Regions from separate parts of the Homo sapiens genome. Here region 2 is linked to region 1. Evidence: chromatin loops called from intact Hi-C (ENCODE). Cell type or tissue: mammary epithelial cell. All regions are shown on one strand. Each heading gives the region's core, and the rest is flanking DNA. Links, peaks and the distances in the headings are about the cores only.

Evidence for each region. Hi-C counts contacts between places; a loop is a spot of excess contacts. Peaks named below come from ENCODE experiments on the same cell type or tissue, not always from the same donor. Only the 100,000 strongest peaks of a DNase experiment are listed, where the experiment ranks them.
Region 2: it touches region 1 in a loop (3-fold over the local background); 5 of 110 quality-filtered maps call a loop at or near these places.

Annotation. Positions count from the first base shown.
Region 1 is chr18:59,990,770-60,002,759 of GRCh38, forward strand. No RefSeq gene overlaps it. Among named protein-coding and RNA genes, the nearest start is that of PMAIP1, 97 kb to the left of the region's middle. In mammary epithelial cell, for the core only: CTCF peaks have their summits at 3,788 (motif pointing left) and 5,788 (motif pointing right); no DNase peak of the experiment used is centred there.
Region 2 is chr18:60,228,277-60,240,266 of GRCh38, forward strand. No RefSeq gene overlaps it. Among named protein-coding and RNA genes, the nearest start is that of LINC03111, 110 kb to the left of the region's middle. RefSeq lists an enhancer at 11,103-11,162. In mammary epithelial cell, for the core only: no CTCF peak of the experiment used is centred there; a DNase peak (open chromatin) is centred at 4,445; H3K27me3 peaks cover 107 bases.

The DNA.
Region 1 (11,990 bases), core at 1,271-9,270:
GCATGATTGCTGATAGTATGAACTCTGCAATTAAACTTTGTGGATTCAAATATTAGCTTTCCCACTTACTAGACCTATGAGCCTGCTTTCTTCCCTGGAAAATGGGGATAACAAAAGTTCTTAATACAGAGACTTTTAGGAGCAATAAATACATTCAAGATTCCAAAATAGAACTTAGCATATCATCACTATTCAGTGAAGCTTCACCATAATTACCTTTGCTGACCTTGGTTGGGGTTTTAGCACTGCTCAAGTGCTAATCATTCCTTGTGGTAGTTATTTTAAAATTTTCACACTTTGCTCAAGCTTTTCTCTCTCCAATTCCATCCCTTTTTCCTGATTACCATGTCTCCTTCTTCACAGATAAAATATAAACGACTGAATGTAATCTTTCCCAGCATCCCATCATCTGTAGATTTTTTTGCCACATATCCTTTTAACTAAAGGATTGTTTCTCAATGTATGGTCACTAGACCAGTATCATCATCATCACCTGGGAAACTGTTAAATGGCAGATTCTGGGGCCTCATTGCAGACCTACTAAATCAGATTCTCTGGGGGTAGAATCCAGGGATCTATGATTTAACAGAATCTCCCAGGGAATGCTAAAGTTTGAGCATCATTGCTCTAAAGCTTGGGGGTCTGACATGCAGGTCCACTTGACCAGGTCATTCTCTCCCTGGGAGTAGACCTTTAGCTTTATACACCAAGAGAAATAAAATCGTTTCCCTGTGATGTCTGGTGTGAACCATGGGGGTTTAGAGGAATCAAATGATGAATGGCAGGCTTAGCTTGGTTCATCTTTTCACAGTAAATCTAGGATGCCAGTGGAAGTAGACTGTGCAGAATCCATTGGAAAAGACTTTTACTGGGAGTACCTTGGGGTCACGCTGACAATATTTGCTTCAGTATCTCTTTTTTCATTAGTACTTCCATGGCTTTTAACTGAGATATTTCTGCTTTACATATACATATTTAAATTTTTTATTTTTAATTATTATGGGTATCTAGTAGCTGTATATACTTGTGGGGCATGTGTGATGTTTTTATTTTTATTTTGTATTTTAGAGACAGGACCTCTCACTATTTTGCCCAGGCTGGAGTGCAGTGGCATGATCATAGCTCACTGCAGCTTCAAACTCCTGGGCTCTAGAGATCCTCCTGCCTCAGCTCCCCCAGTAGCTGGGACAACAGGCATGTGCCACTATGCCTGGGTAATTTTTATTTTTTAAGATTTTTTTTGTAGATATGGGGTCTCATTATATTGCCCAGGTGAGTCTCAAATGCCTGGCTTCAAGTGATTCTCCCACCTTGGCCCCCAAAATGTTGGGATTACAGGTGTGAGCCAGCAAACCTGCCCTAATGTGATGTTTTAAGATCCCTCTTTACATATATTAATTCATCCAATCAGATTACCCACTGAAAAGGCATATTCCTCTCTATTGTAAATGAAGGAATTGGCATTCTACCTATCGCTAACACAAGTTTGGAACCTATTTCCTTTTTGTATCGATTTGAAAGCTTAATTGCAAGAGCGCAATCTTTTTTTCCCCCCACACTTCCAAGCTCTTAAGTAAAGTTTCCATGATAACAAGGGATTAAATTAGTGCCAACAGACAGGAAACCATGCCAGCAAATAATAATGTTTTACTTTTCTTCAAGGTGGAGAAAATAAGGATACCTTAATATCTGATGCTTCTGTGATCAAATTAATATGTATTCTTGGGAATGGGAAAATGCCATTTTCTAATCAGGTTTTGAGTAATTAACCCACTTACTATCTATTGTCTCCAAAGGAGATAGAAACAGAAAAACCTCTCTCTATGTTAATATCAAACCCAGTGGAAGAAAAGGAAACAAGAAAGGAAATTAGGAATTATTTACAGATGCAAAGAGTAAACATTTTTGACAGGGAACTTCAATGAATACAAGTGGAAGAAAGAAATTTTGATGAGTGCCCATAATTGTGCCAACTAACCTCTGATTATGTGTACTTGTTTTACAATAAGAAATTCATTCTGAGTGAGCCTGTTTCCATGTCTTTAATATTTCTATATTATGTCTCAATATTCCCTAAAGTTCTGCAGAAGAGTTCCTGCCTGTGATGGATACTGTGGTTGGCTTCCTCATTACCCCTTCCGACCCTCTTTCCCCATTTCCCTCTCATTTTACAGTCTTGAAAGCTAAGATCCCACTTCTGGCTCTCCTTCAACTTGGGTGGCCGTGTGATATAGCCTGGCTCTTGAGGGATAAGTTGGAGTCTTCCACCGGGGGCTTCTGTGCAAGTCTTTGCTTTTGGATATAGATGTTTCCCCTTTCTGACTCGATTCTTCATCTCCTGCTGGGAAAATGGTCTCAACTGCTGCAGCTTCACAACCTGCTTGCTACCTGGTATGGTTTGGCTGTGTCCCCACCGAAATCTCATCTTGAATTGTAGTCCACATAATCCCCATGTGGAAGGGACCTGGTGGGAGATAATTGAATATGGGGGTGTTTTCCCCCATGCTGTTCTCGTGATAGTGAATGAGTTCTCACGAGATCTGATGGTTTCATAAGCGTCTGGCATTTCCCCTGCTGGCACTCATTCTCTCTCCAGCTATCCTATGAAGAGGTGCCTTCCACCGTGACTGTACGTTTCTTGAGGCCTCCCCAGCCATGTGGAATTGTGAGTCCATTAAACCTCTTTTCTTTATAAATTACCCAGTCTGGGGTATTTCTTCATAGCAGCGTAGAATGGACTAACACACTACCATTAGGAAGAGGCCAGATGGCTATCAAGCCTAAGGCCTGATATCTTTGAGCTGCTGAAACAAAGCCAGCAATTGTCTACCTCATGATCATAAGTGCAAGGAAAGAAAATCATCACGTGTTTAAACCATCATTATTTGGGTTTTCTGTCACTTGGAGTCTACCTGATACATGGTCTGTCTCAGTGGAACTAGGATAAAACAAGTTTTTGATAAATGAGTCAGAGTGGAGATAGCAATGAGACAGAGACAGATTCAAGAGAGGACAGCCCTGGCACGGTGACTCACGCCTGTAATCCCAGCACTTTGGGAGCCCGATGTGAGCAGATCACCTGAGGTCAGGAGTTCGAGACCAGCCTAGCCAATATGGAGAAACCCTGTCTCTATTAAAAACACACAGATTAGCTGGGTGTGGTTGTGTGCATGCCTGCAATCCCAGCTACCGGGGAGGCTGAGGCAGGAGAATGGCTGGAACCTGGGAGGCAGAGGCTGCACTGCAGTGAGCCGAGATTGTGCCACTAAACTCCAGCCTGAGTGACAGATTGAGACTCCATCTCAAGAAAAAAAAAAAAAAAAAAAAAAAAAAAAAAAAGAATTGAGGACAAAAAAGATAAACTTAAGGTGAGAGTTTAGGAAGTCAGGGAGAAAATTGTCAATATGTTCCTCTCTGAGATGATGCATTATCTGCTCTGATATGCTAGTCCGATAGATAATAATTTCATAGAAATGTTATTTTCCATACAGGCTCAAAGAAGGCTACCAAAAGTTCGTGTTAGAATATGTGTGAGCCTCTTGCACAGTTTCTCAATGGGGTTGCTCTTAAAATTTTGGACATGACTTTTCTTTATATGGAGAAACTATTACACACATGTGAGATATTTATCAGACCAAGCCCCTGCTCATTAAATGTCTATAGTGCCTACCTGTGATTTTGACAAACAAAAATGTTTCTCACATGTCAAATGCCACCTGGGAGGGTGGCCATATGGCTGGTAAAGAACTGCTTTCTTAGAGCATCTAACACGGTGCCCTCAAGTGGATGTATTTGGTTAAACAGCTCCCATTGAGTGGTATGCTAGTAAGCTAGCTCTCTGAAAAAAAGCCCTGATTTGTAGCCTTTGCCAATTTCTATGTTGTAAATACTCCAAATGTGTCAATTTCATGCTGTCCATGGCTTAACCACTGGCTTGTGAAATTTAAAAATATTTAACAGTTGGCTCTTGAGGGCAGGTAGAGCTGGTTTCAGCACACCCATATGCTCATAGAAGTTCAGGGTTGGAAGGAACTTAGGGATTACATAGTACGCCTTGTTTTATAAAAGAAGTAACACTGAAGAAGGTTTACAGTCAGAAGTATGTATTTTGTTATGACCAATCAGTCTTTGTCTAAACAATGCCCCAACAAATTTTCCAGGGAGCCTAAAGTTATTAGTGGCTTAGCCACTAAATGACGATGGTTGTGGAAAGTGACTCAGGTCGCAGACCAGGCTGCAAATTCTTTTCAGGCACTTTGCCTTTGGGTTTATCTAATGTGTAGGTACACTTAATATGTATGCGTTACTTAGGTTAAACATACAAGCTGACATTTATTTGATGCTTCCCATGACCCAAAGGATTAAAGGGGAGAGAAGGAAATGTCCTACCTACAGAGCTTGCTCTATTGTGTCCCCTTGTTTGCAGTAGCTACTTAAGCCTTTGGCTGGAAAGGGGAGGAGAGGTTCTCCTTGGCAGCCTCCATTTCCATAAGATGCGAGATCGTCTTCTTTTGGTCATCTACAGAGTCCAAGTGGTTGCAGCAGTGACATCCCTTTGGAGCTTCTTCCTCCTACATAAAGATTCCCTAAGTGGAAGTGGAGGTCTTCCCTTTTTATGAGACTGGTTACTGCTATAACTGGTATTAGTTTCAGTTAGATGTGTCTGTTGTTCACCCTCTTGTCTCTCCTTCACTGTCACAGTCATCAAGCCAACACTTTCATGATTATATACAAAATTTTCAATTTTAGACCTGGGGCATGCAATCATTTAGACAATAGCCTACGCACTATCGATAGAAACCTTCATTGCTTGGTATGGCCCTGCAGGACTTTCATGGGATTATGTGTATCTATAGTGTCAGAGCCACAACTAGAAATCAGGTCTCCTGGTTTCCAGGCATTAATGAACTTGGCCAAGGTCAGAGAGCTAGTAAATAGTGGAGCCAGAATTCAAACTGTGGTCTACTTACCTACTATAGTACACAAGAGGAAAGGAAGTAGCTGCTGCCAGCTTTGGCTTAGGAAGAAGTTCTAGGTCATATTCCAGCATGCAAGTGACAGAAGCCATTGTCCTAAATCCAGCATCCCATTAGATTGCCTCTGATAAATTGGACTATTAGAGCTATGCCTAATTAGCCTTTTGCAAGAAATGTCCATGATAGCGACGTGGTAACATCATGGACCTCCTCACTACAATTTCAGTCACCTGAAGCAGGGATAGATAACCCATTCTGGGGGCCTGCAGGGCTGCCAATAGCTTTGGAATTAGGTACACTTGGGTTCAAATCCAACTCAACAACTTACTAGATGGGTGTCTTGGGGAAGTTTTATTTTCTTTAAACTTTTGAGTCCCCTCACTGTTTCTGGGCTCTACTAGCTTCCTATGTCATTGTACTTAATATGGATTTTTATTACCTATTTTCATGTCTTCCCCACTAGTCTATGAGTTCCTTAGTGGCATTTTTGGTTGTTAATGTTAGTGTTCCTAGTGATGATTACACTGTTTGTTATGTAATAGGAGCTTAATGAATTTTGGATAAATCACTGAACAGTGAAAGATGGTATGTCTGAGCTTTGACTATATTGGGGAAAGCTTGTCCTATGACTTGGGATATGATTGGGAATATTTTCTTTCTGTAAGTAAAAATGTCCTGAACTTCCTAAGATTTTTCACTATTCAAAATGTTTCGTTGCTGTACAGGTAATGGGGATGCTTTAGGACAAATCAATCCTTGCTTTATCATCTTTTAGACGTATGAGAACCCCGAGAGAACAGGCTAGGCTGGATTTGGCCACTAGGTGGAACGCTTAACCTAATGTCAACACCTGTTGAAACCAGCTGGATTTATTTCCAAACCCTTTATGGATATGAATCTTATGTACAAATGGAAGTTTCTAACATTCTAGAGCTGTCATTTCTCATGTCCAAGAAGACCAGACCTAGGATTTATTTTGTCTCTTCAATATATTGTGAACCTTCAGAATGTAACTAAGCTGCCTCCTATTTAGAAAGCAAAGGCAGAGGTAGAGAATTATTCTTCTTGTCTTTGGTTGATGTTAAGAGAAGAACTCCATGGGCACCGCCCTATAAATCATATGGAAAAGTGAGGGATAATTTCAAAAATAGATATCAGTTTAGTAAAATTTAAATCAGCCTATAATTTAAACAAACTTGAAACAAGTTCTGATGAAGTGATACCCATTTTTTTTCCACCTTGCAATCATTTAAGTATTGTTTCCTATTATAAAATGTCCATTGCCAGAATTACAGTTTTATAATTTAATATAGTACTTTTGTGATATTTGAGAGAATCTTATTTTTGGAAAAGTTGTTTATGGAAAATGTAAACTGAAAACAAAGAAAAGGAAGAGAGTAAAAAACATCAAGGGCTAAAAGGAAGAACAAAGAACAGAAAACCTAAGACCCACGTTGAAAGTGATATTCTAGGAGTATTTGAAGTATGTTACAACTCTATATGACTTTAGTTAGGTTAAGGATGAAGGGAACACTTTCTTCTTCTGTTGGTTAGTTGTACTTTGGCAACTTGTTTTTAGAATTCAGAATTTTCATCTTAGTTTAATAAGAAACTGCTCAAACTTTGTAAGACAAATACACAAAGTCTACACTTGTAATACAGGCTAATTACAAAGAAACCTCTGTTACTATTTTTATTTATTTTATTTTTTTAAAATTTTACTTTAAGTTCTGGGATACATGCAGAACTTGCAGGTTTGTTACGTAGGTATACACGTGCCATGGTGGTTTGCTGCACCTATGACCTGTCCTCTAAGTTTCCTCCCTTCGTCCCCCATCCCCCAACAGGCCCCAGTGTGTGATGTTCCCCTCCCTGTGTCCATGTGTTCCCATTGCTCAACTCCCACTTATGAGTGAGAACATGCGGTGTTTGTTTTTCTGTTCCTGTGTTCGTTTGCTGATGATGATGGCTTCCAACTTCATCCTTGTCCCTGCAAAGATGTGATCTCATTCCTTTTTATGGCTGTGTAGTATTCCATATGTCTGTGTACCACATTTTCCTTATCCAGTCTATCACTGATGGGCATTTGGGTTGGTTCCATGACTTTGATATTGTGAATAGTGCTGCAATAAACATATGTGTGCATGTGTCTTTATAACAGAACTATTTATATTCCTTTGAGTATATACCCAGTAATGGGATTGCTGGGTCAAATGGGACTTCTGGTTCTAGATCCTTGAGGAATCACCATACTGTCTTCCACAATGGTTGAACTAATGTACATTCCCACCAACAGTGTAAAAGCATTCCTATTTCTCCATAGCCTTGCCAGCATCTATTTTTTCCTGACTTTTTAATAGTTGCCATTCTGACTGGCATGAGATGGTATCTCATTGTGGTATTGATTTGCATTTCTTTAATGATCAGTGATGTTGAGTTTTTTTCATATGTTTGTTGGCCACGTAAATGTCTTCTTTTGAGAAGTGTCTGTTCATATCCTTTGTTCGCTTTTTGGTGGGGTTGCTTTTTTCCTGTAAATTTGTTCCTTGTGAATTCTGGATGTTAGACCTTTGTCAGATGGGTAGGTTGCAAACATTTTCTCCCATTCTGTAGGTTGCCTGTTCACTCTGATGCTAGTTTCTTTTGCTGTGCAGATGCTCTTTAATTAGATCTCATTTGTCAATTTTGGCTTTTGTTGCAATTGCTTTTGGCGTTTTCGTCATAAGATCTTTGCATTTGCCTATGTCCTGAATGGTATTGCCTAGGTTTTCTTCTAGGGTTTTTATGGTTTTGGGTTTTACATTTAAGTCTTCAATTCATCTTGAGTTAATTTTTGTATAAGGTGTCGGGAAGGGGTCCAGTTTCAGTTTTCTGCATATGGCTAGCCAGTTTTACCAGCACTATTTATTGAATAGGAGATCCTTTACCCATTGCTTGTTTTTGTCAGGTTTGTTGAAGATCAGATGATTGTAGATGTATGGTGTTATTTCTGAGGTCTCTGTTCTGTTCAATTGGTCTATTTGTCTGTTTTGGTACCAGTACCATGCTGTTTTGTCTTGTAGTATAGTTTGAAGTCAGATAGCATGATGCCTGCAGCTTTGCTCATTTTGCTTAGAATTGTTTTGGCCATGTGGGGCCTTCTTTGATTCCATATGAAATTTAAAGTGGTTTTTTCTAATTCTGTGAAGAATGTCAGTGGTAGTTTAATGGGAATAGCATTGAATCTATAAATTACTTTGGGCAGTATGACCATTTTCATGATATCAATTCTTCCTATCCATGAGGATGGAATGTTTTTCCATTTGTTTGTGTCCTCTCTTATTTCCTTAAGCAGTGGTTTGTAGTTCTTCTTGAAGAAGTCTTTCGCATCCCTTGTTAGATGTATTTCTAGATATTTTATTCTTTTTGTAGAGATTGTGAATCAGAGTTCATTCATGATTTGGCTCTCTGCTTGTCTATTGTGGGTGTATAGGAATGCTTGTGATTTTTGCACATTGATTTTGTATCCTGAGAGTTTGCTGAAGTTGCTTATCAATTTAAGGGTTTTGTGGGCTGAGATGATGGGGTTTTCTGAATATAAAATCATGTTCATCTGCAAACAGAGACAATTTGACTTCCTCTCTTTCTATTTGATTATGTTTTATTTATTTCTCTTGGCTAATTGCTCTGGCCAGAACTTCCAATACTATGTCGAATAGGAGTGGTAAGAGAGGGCATCCTTGTCTTGTACCAGTTTTCAGAGTGAATGCTTTGAGTTTTTGCCCATTCAATATGATATTGGCTGTTGGTTTGTCATAAATAGCTCTTATTATTTTGAGATATGTTCCATCAGCACCTAGTTTATTGAGTTTTTAACATGAAGGGATGTTGAATTTTATCAAAGGCCTTTTCTGCATCTATTGAGATAGTCATGTGGTTTTTGTATTGGTTCTGTTTATGTGATGGATTATGTTTATTGATTTGCATATGTTGAATCAGCCTTGCATCCCCGGGATGAAGCCGACTTGATTGTGGTGGATAAGTTTTTTGATGTGCTGCTGGATTTGGTTTGCCAGTATTTTATTGAGGATTTTCACATCGATGTTCATCAGGGATATTGACCTGAAATTTTCTTTTTCGTGTGTGTGTCTCTTCCCAGTTTTGGTATCAGGATGATGCTTGTTTCGTAAAATAAGTTAGGGATGAGTCCCTCCTTTTCAGTTGTTTGGAATAGTTTCAGAAGGAATGGTACTGGCTCCTCTTTGTACCTCTGGTAGAATTTGGCTGTGAATCTGTTTGGTCCTGGGCTTATTTTTTGGTTGGTAGGCTATTAATTACTGCCTCAGTTTCACAACTAGTTATTGATCTATTCAGGAATTCAGCTTCTTCCTGGTTTAGTCTTGGGAGGGTGTATGTGTCCAGGAATTTCTCCCTTTCTTCTAGATTTTCTAGTTTATTTGCAAAGAGATGTTTATAGTATTTCTGATGGTAGTTTGCATTTCTGTAGGGTCAGTGGTGATATCCCCTTTATCATTTTTTCATTGTGTCTATTTGATTCTTCTCTCTTTTCTTCTTTATTAGTCTAGCTAGCAGTCTATCTATTTTTTCAAAAAACCAGCTCGTGGATTCATTTATTTTTTGTGGAGTGTTTGTTGTGTCTCTATCTCCTTCAATTCTGCTCTGATCTTAGTTATTTCTGTCTTCTGCTAGCTTTTGGATTAGTTTGTCCTTACCTCTCTGGCTCTTTCTTTTTTTTAAGTGGAATCTTGCTCTGTAGCCCAGGCTGGAGTGCAGTGGCATGATCTTGGCTCACTGCAACCTCTGCCTCCTGGGTTCAAGCAATTATCCTGCCTCAGCCTCCTGAGTATCTGGGATTACATGCACCCTCCACCACGCCTGGCTAATTTTTGTATTTTTAGTTGAAACAGGGTTTCACCATATTGAGCAGGCTGGTCTCAAACTCCTGACCTCAGGTGATCCACCTGCCTCAGCCTCCCAAAGCACTGGGATTACAGGCATGAGCCACCATGCCCGCCCCTCTAGTTCTTTTAATTGTGATGTTAGGGTGTTGATTTGAGATCTTTCTAGCTTTCCAATGTGGGCATTTAGTGCTATAAATTTCCCTCTTAACACTGCTTTAGCTGTGTCCCAGAGATTCTAGTATGTTGTCTCTTTGTTCTCATTGGTTTCAAAGAACTTTTTGATTTCTGCCTTTGTTTCCTTATTTATCCAGGAGTCATTCAGGAGTAGATTGTTCAATTTCCATGTAGTTGCATGGTTTTGAGTGGGTTTCTTAATCCTGAGTTCTATTTTGATTGCACTGTTGTCTGAGAGACTGTTATGATTTCAGTTGTTTTGCGTTTGCTGAGGAGTGTTATACTTCCAATTATGCAGTCGATTTTAGAATAAGTGCCATGTGGCACTGAAAAGAATGTACATTCTGTTGATTTGGGGTGGAGAGTTCTGTAGATGTCTATTAGGTCCACTTGAACCAGAGCTGAGTTCTAGTCCTGAATATCATTGTTAATTTCCTGTCTGGATGATGTGTCTAATATTGACAGTCAGGTGTTAAAGTTTCCCACTATTGTGTGGGAGTCTAAGTCTCTTTGTAGGTCTCTAAGAACTTGTTTTATGAATCTGGGTGCTCCCGTGTTGGGTGCAGATATATTTAGAATAGTTAGCTCTTCTTGTTTAATTGTTCCCTTTACCATTATGTAATGCCCTTCTTTGTCTTTTTTGGTCTTTGTTGGTGTAAAGTCTGTCTTGTCAGAGACTAGGATTGCAACCCCTACTTTTTTTTTGCTTTCCATTTGCTTGGTAAATTGTCCTCCATCCCTTTATTTTGAGCCTATGTGTGTCTTTGCATGTGAGATGGGTCTCCTGAATACAGCACATTGATGGGTCTTGACTCTTTTTTTTTTTTTTTTTTTGAGACGGAGTCTCGCTCTGTTACCCAGGCTGGAGTGCAGTGGCACCATCTTGGCTCACTGCAAGCTCCACCTCCCGGGTTCATGCCATTCTCCTGCCTCAGCCTCCCGAGTAGCTGGGACTACAGGTGGCCACCACCATGCCCGGCTAATTTTTTTGTATTTTTAGTAGAGACAGGGTTTCACTGTGTTAGCCAGGATGGTCTCGATCTCCTGACCTTGTGATCCGCCCATCTAGGCCTCCCAAAGTGCTGGGATTACAGGTGTGAGCCATCATGCCCGGCCGGGTCTTGACTCTTAATCCAATTTGCCAGTCTGTGTCTTTTAATTGGGGCATTTAGCCCATTTACATTTAAGGTTAGTATTGTTATGTGTGAATTTGGTCCTGTCATCACGATGCTGCTGGTTATTTTGCACACTAGTTGATGCAGTTTCTTCATAGTGTCATTGGTCTTTATATTTTGCTGTGTTTTTGCAGTGGCTGATACTGGTTTTTCCTTTCCCTATTCAGTGCTTCTTTCAGGAGCTCTTGAAAGGCAGGCCTTGTGGTAACAAAATTCCTCCACATTTGCTTGTCTGGAAAGAATTTTATTTCTCCTTTGCTTATGAAGCTTAGTTTGGCTGGATATGCAATTCTGGGTTGAAAATTCTTTTCTTTAAGTGTTGAATATTGGCCCTCAGTCTCTTCTGGCTTGTAGAGTTTCTGGTAAGAGGTCCACTGTTAGTCTGAGGGGCTTCCCTTTGTAGGTGACCTGGCCTTTCTCTCTGGCTGCCCTTAATATTTTTTCCTTCATTTCAACCTTGGAGAATCTGATGATTATGTGTCTTGGAGTTGATCTTCTCATGGAGTATCTTAGTGGTGTTCTCTGTATTTCCTGAATTTGCATGTCGGCCTGTCTTGCTAGGTTGGGGAAGTTCTCCTGGGTAATATCCTGAAATGTGTTTTCCAGCTTGTTTCCATTCTCCCTGTCTTCTTCAGGTATTCCAATCAAATATAGGTTCAGTCTTTTTATGAAGTCACATATTTCTTGGAGGCTTTGTTCAATCCTTTTCTTTCTTTCATCTCTAGTCTTATCTGCATGCCTTATTTCAGCAAGGTAGTCTTCAA
Region 2 (11,990 bases), core at 1,234-9,233, 240 kb after region 1:
TTTTAAGGCTTTGGCTTATTTCATTTCTAAGCTCTAGGAAGGGCTTGTGGGGAGGAGCTAAAAGTAATATTAATGGTAATCTTATAATTAAAAATTGGTTATAGTGTGTTAAAATAGTAGTATGAAAGACAATAGTATTCTTCCATTAAAAATATTCATTGGGGTTTCACTATTTGTCAGCCATTGTACAGGGTGATATTAAAACCAAGCTTGATCTCTGCTTTCCTTGTGTTAACAGCTTCATGAGTGAAGCAGCATTAATTTAAAATGCCGTGTGACACCTGTTACCATGAAAAGTTCATGCCACTATTCATGCCCATACTGTGGGTACTGGACACAGACAGGTGTTCCCAGAAAGATTTTTCTGCAAAAGTGACCCTGGAGCTGAGTTCTGAAAAAGGAGAAGGAATTGACTAAGCTAAGTGGAAAGCAAAAAGCTTTCAGGGCATCAGGAACAGCATGGAGCAGAGCCCTGAAAGTAGGCCAGCAGACTAAGGCAGAGATAATAGAAGGAATCATAGTGTCATCGGAGGCTGATAATTCATAGTAGAGTATTAGTGTTTGGGAGTGAAAAGTCTCTATGTGAAGTGATGTAATTTGCTGCAAATTCTGTGGATTACAATAGCAACACTAAGTGCTTAAAGGAGTGATATATTAGATGCACTGGTTTTTAAAAGGACTCTGTCTCTGCCAGATGTACTACATTGCACTGACGTCTGCTGGATCTAGATGACCCATTGAGCCAAACAATTAATGATTTTAGTTCCGCAATACTTGGCTCGTTTTTTTTCCATGCAATGATCTATTATGTCCACTGAGGGCTATAGAATGTTAGAGACAGAGAAATTACAGGCGTCCCATGGGAGATCAATCTTTTCTTCAGATAGAGAAAGTAAGGTTGAGAGGAAGCGGAAACTTTCCATGGTTTTGTGGTTACTTAGTTACGAAGCCAATACCAACCTATCAATTGATTAAATGTAATTCTATAGCTTTTGTCCATCACACACAAATGATGATTACAATGTTAACTGTTTTACATGATTCATTATTCCCAGAAGAGTTTGTTTGTTCACTTTTCTGCAGCCTCCAAAAGAACATCATATGTGTGAAAACAGATTAACACACTCTGGCTCTGATATTGATGATGAGCTGTTATAATATTAACAATGCTGCATATTGTGGTGGCAGAAATCCAAATGAACAAGAGATTTTGGATATAGCTTGCTGCAACACGGAATAAATGCTTTATACAAATGGGAATTCTTTAAAATCAGTCATGAAACCAGCATAAATTGGTTTCTTGCTGTGGGGGGTTTCTTACTGTGAGTAGGCAAGTTTGATTTAGAGGCGTGGTGCAGAAATTTAATGATCTACATCAAAATACAGCTTACAGATACCTTGATTCTTTATAAAGATCACATATGCTTGTCTTGAATTCTCATACATCCACTCAAAGCAACACACACAGTCATTTCCATCACATTTCTTTCAAATTGGTGACATAATGCAGCTTTTGGGAAGCTGAACTTGAGCTGAAAACTACTCTATTAATTGCATATCACAAATCTACTTTGTTGTTTAAATAGAAGATCCTCAGTGCTGTATTTAGTAAGATGGTATAGAGATTTCAAATGTGTCTTCATAATTTATTTATTGTAGAAAGACTACAGATCACTTTGATTATTTTAATTCTTTGATTAATTTTCTGTTTTTGAGATGGGGAAGGGAGATGTCTTCAAACAGTAAAATTAGACTTGATGGGAAAGGCCACTGGAATATTTAACTGGCCTAAGAATTATTTCCACAAAGCAATTGTGTGTTTTTCTGTTTTATTTAAAGATGAGGATTGTTTTCTATGCTCTTCATTGCAAATGCAGTGTTTTGGTGAGATCATTTGCTTAATGCATCATTGCTCTTAGCTCCTGTGTGTGACCTCTCTTGTTTTCAGCCTCTCAGCTGTTATATGGATCACAACACTGCAATGAGGTTTAAAAATGTTCTATTGAACTATAAGACCAGTAACCAATTTAAAGCAAATTTCTGTGTTGTTTCATGTCTAGTACATTTTAATAAATTTCATTTCTTTCCCACACTGTATTTCCCCCAATAATATTTATATATATTTGTCTTTTTTATTATGTGTTAAGACCTTTGAGGACAAAAACTGTGTCAAGTTAATTTTAAATAAATGTATAATCCAAAATCCAACAAACTTATAAAACCATCTTTCAGCTGAGAGCTTCCTTACTATAGGTGCATGTGTGTATACATGCACACACAGCATCATACAATATGGTGCATCTGGATTTATATAAATATATAAATACAAGCATATATGTGCATATGTTTTATTTTTACAAATAAAAATGTATTCTTAAAATATCTACATTCATGTCGGCAAAGATATGAACCAAAACATCTAGGTAGTTGTTAGTAATTTGTTCTACTCAGATTAAAATATTATTTTGAATTTTTACTTTGCCATTCATATTTCTATTTTTTTTTGGTTCCTTTAGAAAAGGCATTTATTTTTTCATTTGCAACAAGATGAAGTTGGTAAACTTCAGGGCAGTAATAAGAGGATATTTGGAACAGTGTAATAGTAAGTGAAATATACATACCAGATTTTCCTGGCGATATCTTTGTTTTTGTTCAAAGATCTGTTTATTAATTGATAGGTTCAAAGATACACTACTTGACTTTGGGGGCTGGAAGAAAGTGGTGGTAGAAGCTGTAGTTTTTACCAGAACCTGTCTTTAGGAACCAAGTTATGAGTGGTTCTCTAGTCCTGGGAACAGCTATGTAATAGATTGTATTTATATATTTCCAGAAATTTATCTCTAGCAAAAATTCCTAAATTAAAGGAATGTGGAGATGCCTTCATTCATTTCTTCATCTAGCATTTACTGAGCACAAATTTTATTCTAAACGCTGTCTTAAACTCTAAGAACACAAGAATGAATTAGCTTCAGTTCTCCTCTTAAACGACTCTCAGCTGAAGAGTCTGAGATTCCTACATAGCAATTGATATTCCTATGTGTCAAATGTAGGTGTTTGCGTGCATGGGCTCATGCATGTATATGCGTTTCAGTTGTCTCATTTAGGTATGAGTTTTCTTGTAGGAGTCTATTATTTTTTCCATGAAAATATATCCTAGGAGAAAAGATCTTTGAGAAGCTAAAACCCCTGGTGTCTACTCCAAGTCACCATAAGGAAGCTGTTTTGAGGAACAGAAAGGATATGGGTTTAAAAAGTAATTGAAAAAAATTGTATGTATTTATCATGTACATCATGATGTTTTACCATATATATAATATATGTGCACACTTTGCACAGTGGCTAAATCAAGCTAATTAACATATAAATATTTGAAGACTTGGGTTTTGAAGCCATAGAGTCCTTGCTTGAAACCTAAGGTCTGGCAGTCACTTTTATGATCTTCTTCAAGCCTCTCAACCCCTCTGGGCTTTGCCAATGACCTAGGGATGATAAAACCCCACTCCCAGTGACATGCCAAGAAATTGAGATAATTTGGGTAAAGTGTCTAGCATGTGGGTGGCACTTGATAGTTGCTTGGAATAATTTGAGTCCAATTGTAAATTAATACCATAATATTTTTATGTGGAAGAGCCAGTCTATCATTAGGGTCAAAAGCCCTTTTCTGGAACAAGCCTGCCTGGGTTCTGATCCTGGTCCTGCTCTAGTTTATACGATTGTGGGAAAATTACTGAATCTCTTTGGACTACTGTTTCCCCATGGTATTATGAAGGAATAACAAATGAGTTAGTGTTAACAAAATGTTAAGAACAGCTCTTGATACATGGTAAGTACTACGTAAATGTTGGTTAAAATGAAATAGATGTGCTTTATTTTGTTCTATCGAATCTGTACTCAAGTTAGATATAAACATAAACCTTTAATATTTTTGAGGCATTTAAATTTATTTTTTAACAATGACGTGACAGAATCTGTCAAACTACTGATTAGATTATCTCTAGGCATGTATTTGGTGTGTCTCTTAGTAATAAAAATTAATGAGTAGACTAAAAAGCTTTCACATAAGTAATTTTACTTCCCTTCTCATTTCGGGTACTGTTCTTTTATTTAGTATTTTTGTTGCTAAATGTCTTCGAGCTTATATTTTAGAAATAAATTCATAGAATTATGGGTGTTCAGAATTTAAGAAGAATTTATTTCAATCACCATATTTCATTGCTGGGTATAATCTAATAAAATTCCAGCGTGATGAATTGACTTGTTGCCCACTCTGAAAATGTCTGAAGGTGAGAGATATCAAAATTAGTGGTTACAATGTGACTTTTCAAATTATCATTGTGGATGTCAAGATTTCTGCAACTGCTGTTGTTCATGATTACAAATACTGGGGCTGTTCATAGTTTCACAAGCAGCTTCACCAATATGACTCACCTGAAATTTACATTAACATTCTCTAGGTAAGGAGTCACAGCTGTTATCATGATATTGCAGAGCCAGCTGTTATAGTTAAGTTGCTGAAGGTATTTGAGATTACAGCAGCAATATTGTTTGGGTGTATTACTAAGTCAAGAAGCTATTTATCTTTTACTGCCAGTAATGTAAATGTCAGAAGCCTAATTTATATTTCTGTTTTTTCCTGCCAAAGACTTTAGAGATATTTGGGAAAACACCAATAAATTGTAAGAAACATTTGGAAAAGAGAACATTTATAATATGTGTTATCTACCCTTTTTAGATTCTAATTATCTAGTTTCTAATAAAAGATTCATTTGTTATTTAATTTTATCTCTCCCTGTACTTACTTTTTGAATGATATTGTTAAGTAATTAGGTTTGCCACAAAAAATATAAGATATCCATTCAACGTTAATTTCAGATTTATAGTAAATAATCGTACTTATACTATAAAATTATTCATTGTTTACCTGAAATTAAAATCTAACTGGGATTCCCGTATATACATTTGCTAACTCCGGCAATCCAGATTTAGATTTAGCAGTGTGAAATTTGGAGTAAAGAACAAACTCATACACTGATTTGGCTACTTTATGGCTTTTTGACAGTATACAAATTATCTGAGCTTTCTAATTCTTACTTTTTTGGTTTATTTTTATCTGCAGTGTGGAAAAAATAAGACCTATTTTGCATACCTGTTCTGTATACAGCAATGTTGGTTTACCTTCCATTTGCCATCCTAAATGTTTGAAAACAGATGATTTACTCATATAAATAAACCTACTTTTTTCTTTTGGTTTAGCATAGGTTACTTTAAAATTCTCATCAAAATCATCTTTTAAATATATATATGGTCGATGAAATCTGTTTAGTTTCAAATCAAACACCTAGGCTATACAATACAGGCACTGATCTGTGAAAATTTCACTACAAAAAGTTTGTTTTAACAAATCAATTGAATATATAATTATCACATTAAATTACATTTATATATTTCCTGAAAAGTTGTATGAATCCGTGCTATATGCTCATCACAGACTAGCAAAGCCCATTACATTTGAAGAATTACACCTTCATGAACGGAATTATTATTTTTCCATTTGTGCTAAAATAACCTTTGCAAATTAGAATTCTGTGTCGAAAGCTTTGTGATGTGCAAACGCTGATTTACTTCAGGCTGGAGAAAGAAATGCTTTAGAGAATGGAAACCTCCAAGTAAGTATGTTTTCTAGGTAATTAAACTTCTGTAATATTTACATTTCTATAATTATAAAGGAGGTTAAGAATCTTTTAAAATATTATGACTTATTTAACGTGCAAAAAAGGTTAAACTATTATACAATGAATATATTTGTTCATACCATACAGTTCAGAAATACAATATTACCAACTTATTGAATCTCCCAGTATTTTCTTCCTTCATCATATTCCCCCTCTCTTTCCATTTACTGAAATTTGGAGATTATCATACCATGTATTCTTTTTTAAATGTAACTTTACCTTGTAAGTTTACATTTTAAGCAATATATGTAGCCTAGATTTGCATGTTTATAAACTTTATATATAATGTCCACTCTTTTATCCTACTCTTTTTCCTGCTTAGTGTCAGTTTGGTAGGATTCATCTATGTTACACACATATCTCTAGTTCACTTCTTTCTACAGCTGTTATACATTTGCCATTACTCAATTGATCGACAATCAGGTTAGTTTCAGGTTATTTTTTCAGTTGCAAAAATTGCTGCCATAAACATGCTTTGCTTATCTCTGTGCATATGTATGTGTTTTGTTAGTCTATATTCACACATATGAGTGAAATTTCCGGGGCATGGGAAATACATCTTTATGAGACATTGAACTGCTCACCACTATCATAGTATCCATTTAAACAGACCAACAATGTATAAGAATTCCCTTTGTTTTACATGCTTTCCAATCTGATTTTGTATGACTATTGTATGCACAGTTGGATCACCTTGTGGTTAAATTTTCATTTCCCAAATTGGTAATGAGTAAAACATCTTTTCATGTATGTAATCGCCATTTACAATTTATCTTCTGTGAATGGCTTCTTTTTCCTACTCTACTATTTTTTTCTCCTTTTGTTATACATTTGTAGGAGTTACTTATACATGGGGAGTTATAATCATATCTGTGTGTCTCTGTATGTGTATAATTGTTGACTCTGATTTTTATTCTCTTATGTACAGAAAGTTGAATCTTAACATGGTTTATGTCTTAGTTCATTTTGTGCTGCTATAACAGGATACCCAAGACTGGGTAAAAATTTATAATGAACAGAAATTTATTTCTCAAGGGTCTGGAAGCTAGGAAGTCCAAGATCAAGGGACTAGCATTTTGCAAGAGCCAGTTGAGACAGATTCTTTGGCCACAAGACCCTTCTTATAAAGGAGGTCAAAATTAAATATTCTGTACCTTTCAATCAAAGGTGTATTGGAGCCAGCTTATCCAGCTTGCAAGAATTGACTGCCAAATTTTCAGAAATTTTGCAATCTGGTTGTTAAGCCATCCGTACCTGGAATCAGTCATGGCGGGAGTAATTATAGCATAGAAATTAGCAAACACTGTGAAGCAGAGCTTCCCCTATCTTTCCCCTGTCTCTCTCCAAAGAGCCAGTTACTAAACATTTACTGTCACATTCCTTTCATTCCAGCTTTTTTCAGTCAACTCCCAGTTGTTAGACCTCTAGCACTTCCATCAAACCTTCACCTACTAGAGTGTCCAAAATGCTTTTCAGCATTTTTGGCTACATATGCAGGTCTCTATCCATCCTATTCATTCTTTTCCCACCTCCAGATACCTCCATTGTGTCCGTCACTCCTCCATTAGCAACATCCGCTGCATGATCACCTTTCCTTTTAGCATTCTTTCCATCTCTATTCAAATATTACATTGCAATGATGATATCTACAGATCTTATCCCAAATAGCTTTTCCAACCTCACCACTCTCCTTTGCTCTTTTTTTCACAGAAATTATTATTAATGATTATTATATTACATAATATGCATTCTTATATTTACTTTCTTTCTCCCACCATGGAAATGTAAACTCCCTAAGTGTGAGAACCTTGTTTCTCCCACTGTATTTCTCAAACTTAGAACAAGTTTTGGCACATGAGAGATATTTGTGTATTTGTAAAAGGAATAAAAGAAGAAAACAGAAAGGGAAGATAAATTTCCTCTATTTCTTTGCTGTAAGTAAAACTTTTTTTTTTACCTTGAGGACACAGGTTCTCCTGAATCTGAAGTGGTAGCTGTTGTTTTTTTGATGTTCCACATTCACTGAGACCAGGAGGTAGACAAGTATCTTTCTTTCTTTTCACTGCAATTCTAGGTTTTTACTCACTCAAGACAAAAAAAATGTTTCTTTTTTCTCCTTTTGTTTTGTTGTTGAGGTTCTTGACATTTGCTGTACCACCTTTTCCCATCCTCACTGTTGTTACCCTGTGATGTTACTGCCTTCCTCTCCACCCAGTGCTCTGTCATCCTGGTGGTTGTGATGGTTAGCAATCACATGACCATTCAGCCAACACCATTTTTTCTTGGATCTCTTGCCCCTGCCCTAATCCTTTTATCCTTTACTTCAACCATCCATTCCCATATTCACACCTTTGGATCTTGCTATTCTCAGTAATTGCTCCATTTCCAAAATCACTGATTCAATAATCTAACTCTGACCATAGCCTCTCTCCCTCCAACTTGCTGGAATAACCCCACTACACTCATCCTCCAACCTCTTTAAGCCATCAAACCATTGATCTGCGTAATTTCTCCCATTTCTGCTGCTACCTGCTTTCTCCATTTCTCTCCTAACCTAAATTAGAAACCATGACCTGCAATTGCAACATTACTCCTGAAAATACCCTAAAAATGCCTGGTCCTTCTATTTTCTCTGCAGCTCACTGGACCAACTGTAATTTGGATGAATTTAGCTCTTCATTTTTTTTTTTTTCATGACTGAGCTTAGTTGTCATTTTCTGAGTGCTCCCGGAGAAATTCACATAAAAGAGAACATTAGTTTCTGTCTATGTTTATGTTTCATTGACTTCCAATGGTCTTTTCGTACTGCTTGACAGTCCAATTAAATCGCTGTACAATGTATTCTCCGATTTTCAAAATAGCTATTTCAAATTTTCTTTACTCTCTTGAACATTCCAAATCCCATTCTCCATCCTACTCCTTATTCTTAGCAGTCTTGCCTTCCTCTCTCCTTTTTAGAGAAGACGGAAGGCCTCAGAAACTTTCATTCTCTATATCAAATAAACATACCTCCCTACCCCTGAATTCACTGTCTCATTCCCTCCTACTACTTTATAAGAGTTTAAGTATGCAGGTCATCGATCCTTGACAATTTTTAAAAACATATTTATTGAGATATAATTGATATATAAAAACTCTGCGAATCTAATGTATAGAATTTAATGAGTTTGGGTATATCTATACCCCTGTGAAACAATCATCACAATCAAGGTAATAAACATCAATTACCTGTAAAATTTCCCTATCCCCTGCTGTGTGTTTTATTTGTTTGTTGCATGATTTTTTGTGTGTGTGGTAAGAACACTTAACATGAGATCTACCCTCTTAACAAAATTTTAAAGTGCACAATACAGTATTGTTAACTACAGGCACTGTATTGTACAGTAGATCTTATATTCATCTTGCATAACAAACTACTCCATCGAACTACAACTCCTCATTTCCCCTTCCCACCAGTCTTCGGCAACCATCATTCCAGTCTTTGTTTCTATGAGCTTGAGTATTACAGATACTTTATGTAAGTAGAATCATGCAATATTTGTCCTTCTGTGATTGGCTTATTTCACTTAGCATAATGTACTCCACTGTTTATTTATGTCATATGTCAGAATTCTCTTCTTTTTAAGGCTGAATAATATTCCATTGTATTTATATGCCCAATTTTCTGTATCTACTTATCTGCAATGGACATTTAGTTTGTTTCCACATCTTGGTTATACTGAGTAATGCTGCAGTGAACGTGGGCATGCCGATTTGTCTTTGAGATCTTTATTTCAATTGTTTCGAATATGTACCTAAAAGTGGGATTGTTGGATCATGTGGTAGTTCCATCTTTCAGATTTTAAAGGAAACTCCATAGTTTTCCACAGTGGCTACACCATTTTATGTTCTCACCAACAGTGTGCAAATTTCTCCACATCCTCACCAGCACCGATTATCTGTTTATTTTTTGAAAATAGTCATGCTGACAGGTGATATTTCATTGTGAAATATATCACTGTGGTTTAGATTTGTATTTCCCTAATGATTAGCTATGTTGAGCTTTCTATATACCTGTTGGCCATTGTATGTCTTCTTTGGAGAAATGTCTGCTCAAGTCTTTTGCCCGTTTTTAAATCAGATTATTTGATTTTTTGCTATTGAGTTGTAGAAGTTCCTTATTAATCTTTGATATTAATTTCTTATTAGATAAATGGTTGGAAAATATTCCCTTTTATCCTTTAGGTTGCCCATTCATTCTGTTGATGGTTCCCTTTATTGTACAGAGCTTTTTAGTTTGATGTCATATTTGTCCATTTTTGCTTTTGTCATGAACCCTTAACAATTAACATAAATTAAACGACAGCCCAGAAAGAAGAAAACCAGGAAGGTTTTCTCCGTGCCTTTCCCTTCCTTCTGACACTATTGAATGTTTGCTGTGGCTTTTGGAAATATTAAGTACAGAGTTAGGGACCATAAATTTGCCTGGGATTTTAAGGGGAGATAGTGCCAAGATGTGATACTTGAGTAGACTATTGACAATCTGAACTTCTTAAAAGTGAAGTTTGTAAGACATACTTAATACTGAACTAATAACACTGAGACCTAAAGAAACCCATTTCCTTGAGAGACGGTTCAGGCTATAGCTGCTCAAAGAACTCCCAGTATGCATGAGCTGTAAAAGTCCCTTCTGCTGAGATTGCACAAGATAGGAAATCGAGGAAGATGTTCATTTTTTGGACTTTTAACTCAAAAAAGCAAGTTTTTTTCCTTTTTAACTTTTATTTTAGGTTCAGGGGTACATGTACAGGTTTGTTACACAGTTAAATTGTGTTTCATGGGGGTTTGGTTTACAGATTATTTCACCACCCAGGTAATAAATGTAATATCTGATAGGTAGTTTTTTGATCCTCACTCTCCTCCTACCCTATGCCATCAAGTAGGTTCCAGTGTCTGTTTTTCCTTCTTTGTGATCCTATGTACTCAGTGTTTAGCTCCCACTTGTAAATGAGAACATGCAGTATTTGGTTTTCTGTTCCTGTGTTAGCTCACTTTGGATAATGGCCTCCAACTCCATCCATGTTGCTGCAAAGGACATGATCTCATTCTTTTTTTAAGGCTACATAGCATTCCATGGTGTATATATACTACATTTTCTTTATCAAGTCTAACATTTATGGGCATTTAGGTTGATTTCATGTCTTTGCTATTGTGAACAGTACTACAGTGAACATATGCGTGCATGTGTCTTTATGGTAGAACAATTTATATTCCTTTGGGTATATACCCAATAATGGGATTGCTGGGTCAAATGGTAATTCTGCTTTGAGTTATTTGAGAAATTACCAAATTGCTTTCCACGATGGCTAAACTGATTTACATTCCCACCAGCAGTGTATAAGTGTTCCCTTTTCTCCACAACTTCAACAGCATATGTTATTTTTTGATGTTTTAAAAATAGCCATTCTGACAGGTGTGAGATGGTTTTCACAGGGTCCTCATTGTGGTTTCGATTTGCACTTCTCTAATGATTAACGATGTTGAGCATTTTTTCATATGCTTGTTGGCCACATGTATGTCTTCTTTTGAAAAGTGTTGATGTCATTTGCCAACTTTTTACTGGGGTTGTCTGTCTTTTACTAGTAAGTTTATTTAAGTTCTCTATAGACTCTGGATATTAGATCTGTGTCAAATGCAGAATTTGCAAATATTTTCTCCTATTCTGTAGGTTGTCTGTTTACCCTGTTGATAATTTCTTTTGCTGCACAAAAGCTCTTTAGTTTAATTAGGTCCCATTTGTCAAATTTGTTTTTGTTGCAATTGATTTGGTGTCTTAATTATGAAATCTTTACCAGATCCTATGTCCAGAATGGTATTTCCTAGGTTATCTTCCAGGATTTTTATAGGTTTATACATTTAATCTTTAATCCATCTTGAGTTTATTTTTGTTTATGGTGTAAGGAATGGGTCTAGTTTCAGTCTTCTGCATATGGCTAGCCAGTTATCCCAGTACCGTTTATTGAATAGGGAGTCCTTTCCCCATTGCTTGTTTTTGTTGATTTTGATGTAGATTAGATGGCTTTAGTTGTGGGGCATTATTTCTGGGCCCTCAGTACTGTTCCATTGATCTATGTGTCTGTTTTTGTACCAATACCATGCTGTTGTGGTTACTGTAGGCTTGTAGTACAGTTTGAGTCCAGGTGACATGAGAAAGAGAATATGTGCCTGGAGGTATAGGCTTATAAACAGCCCCCCCAAGTGCGCCTGTCTCTTATGGTC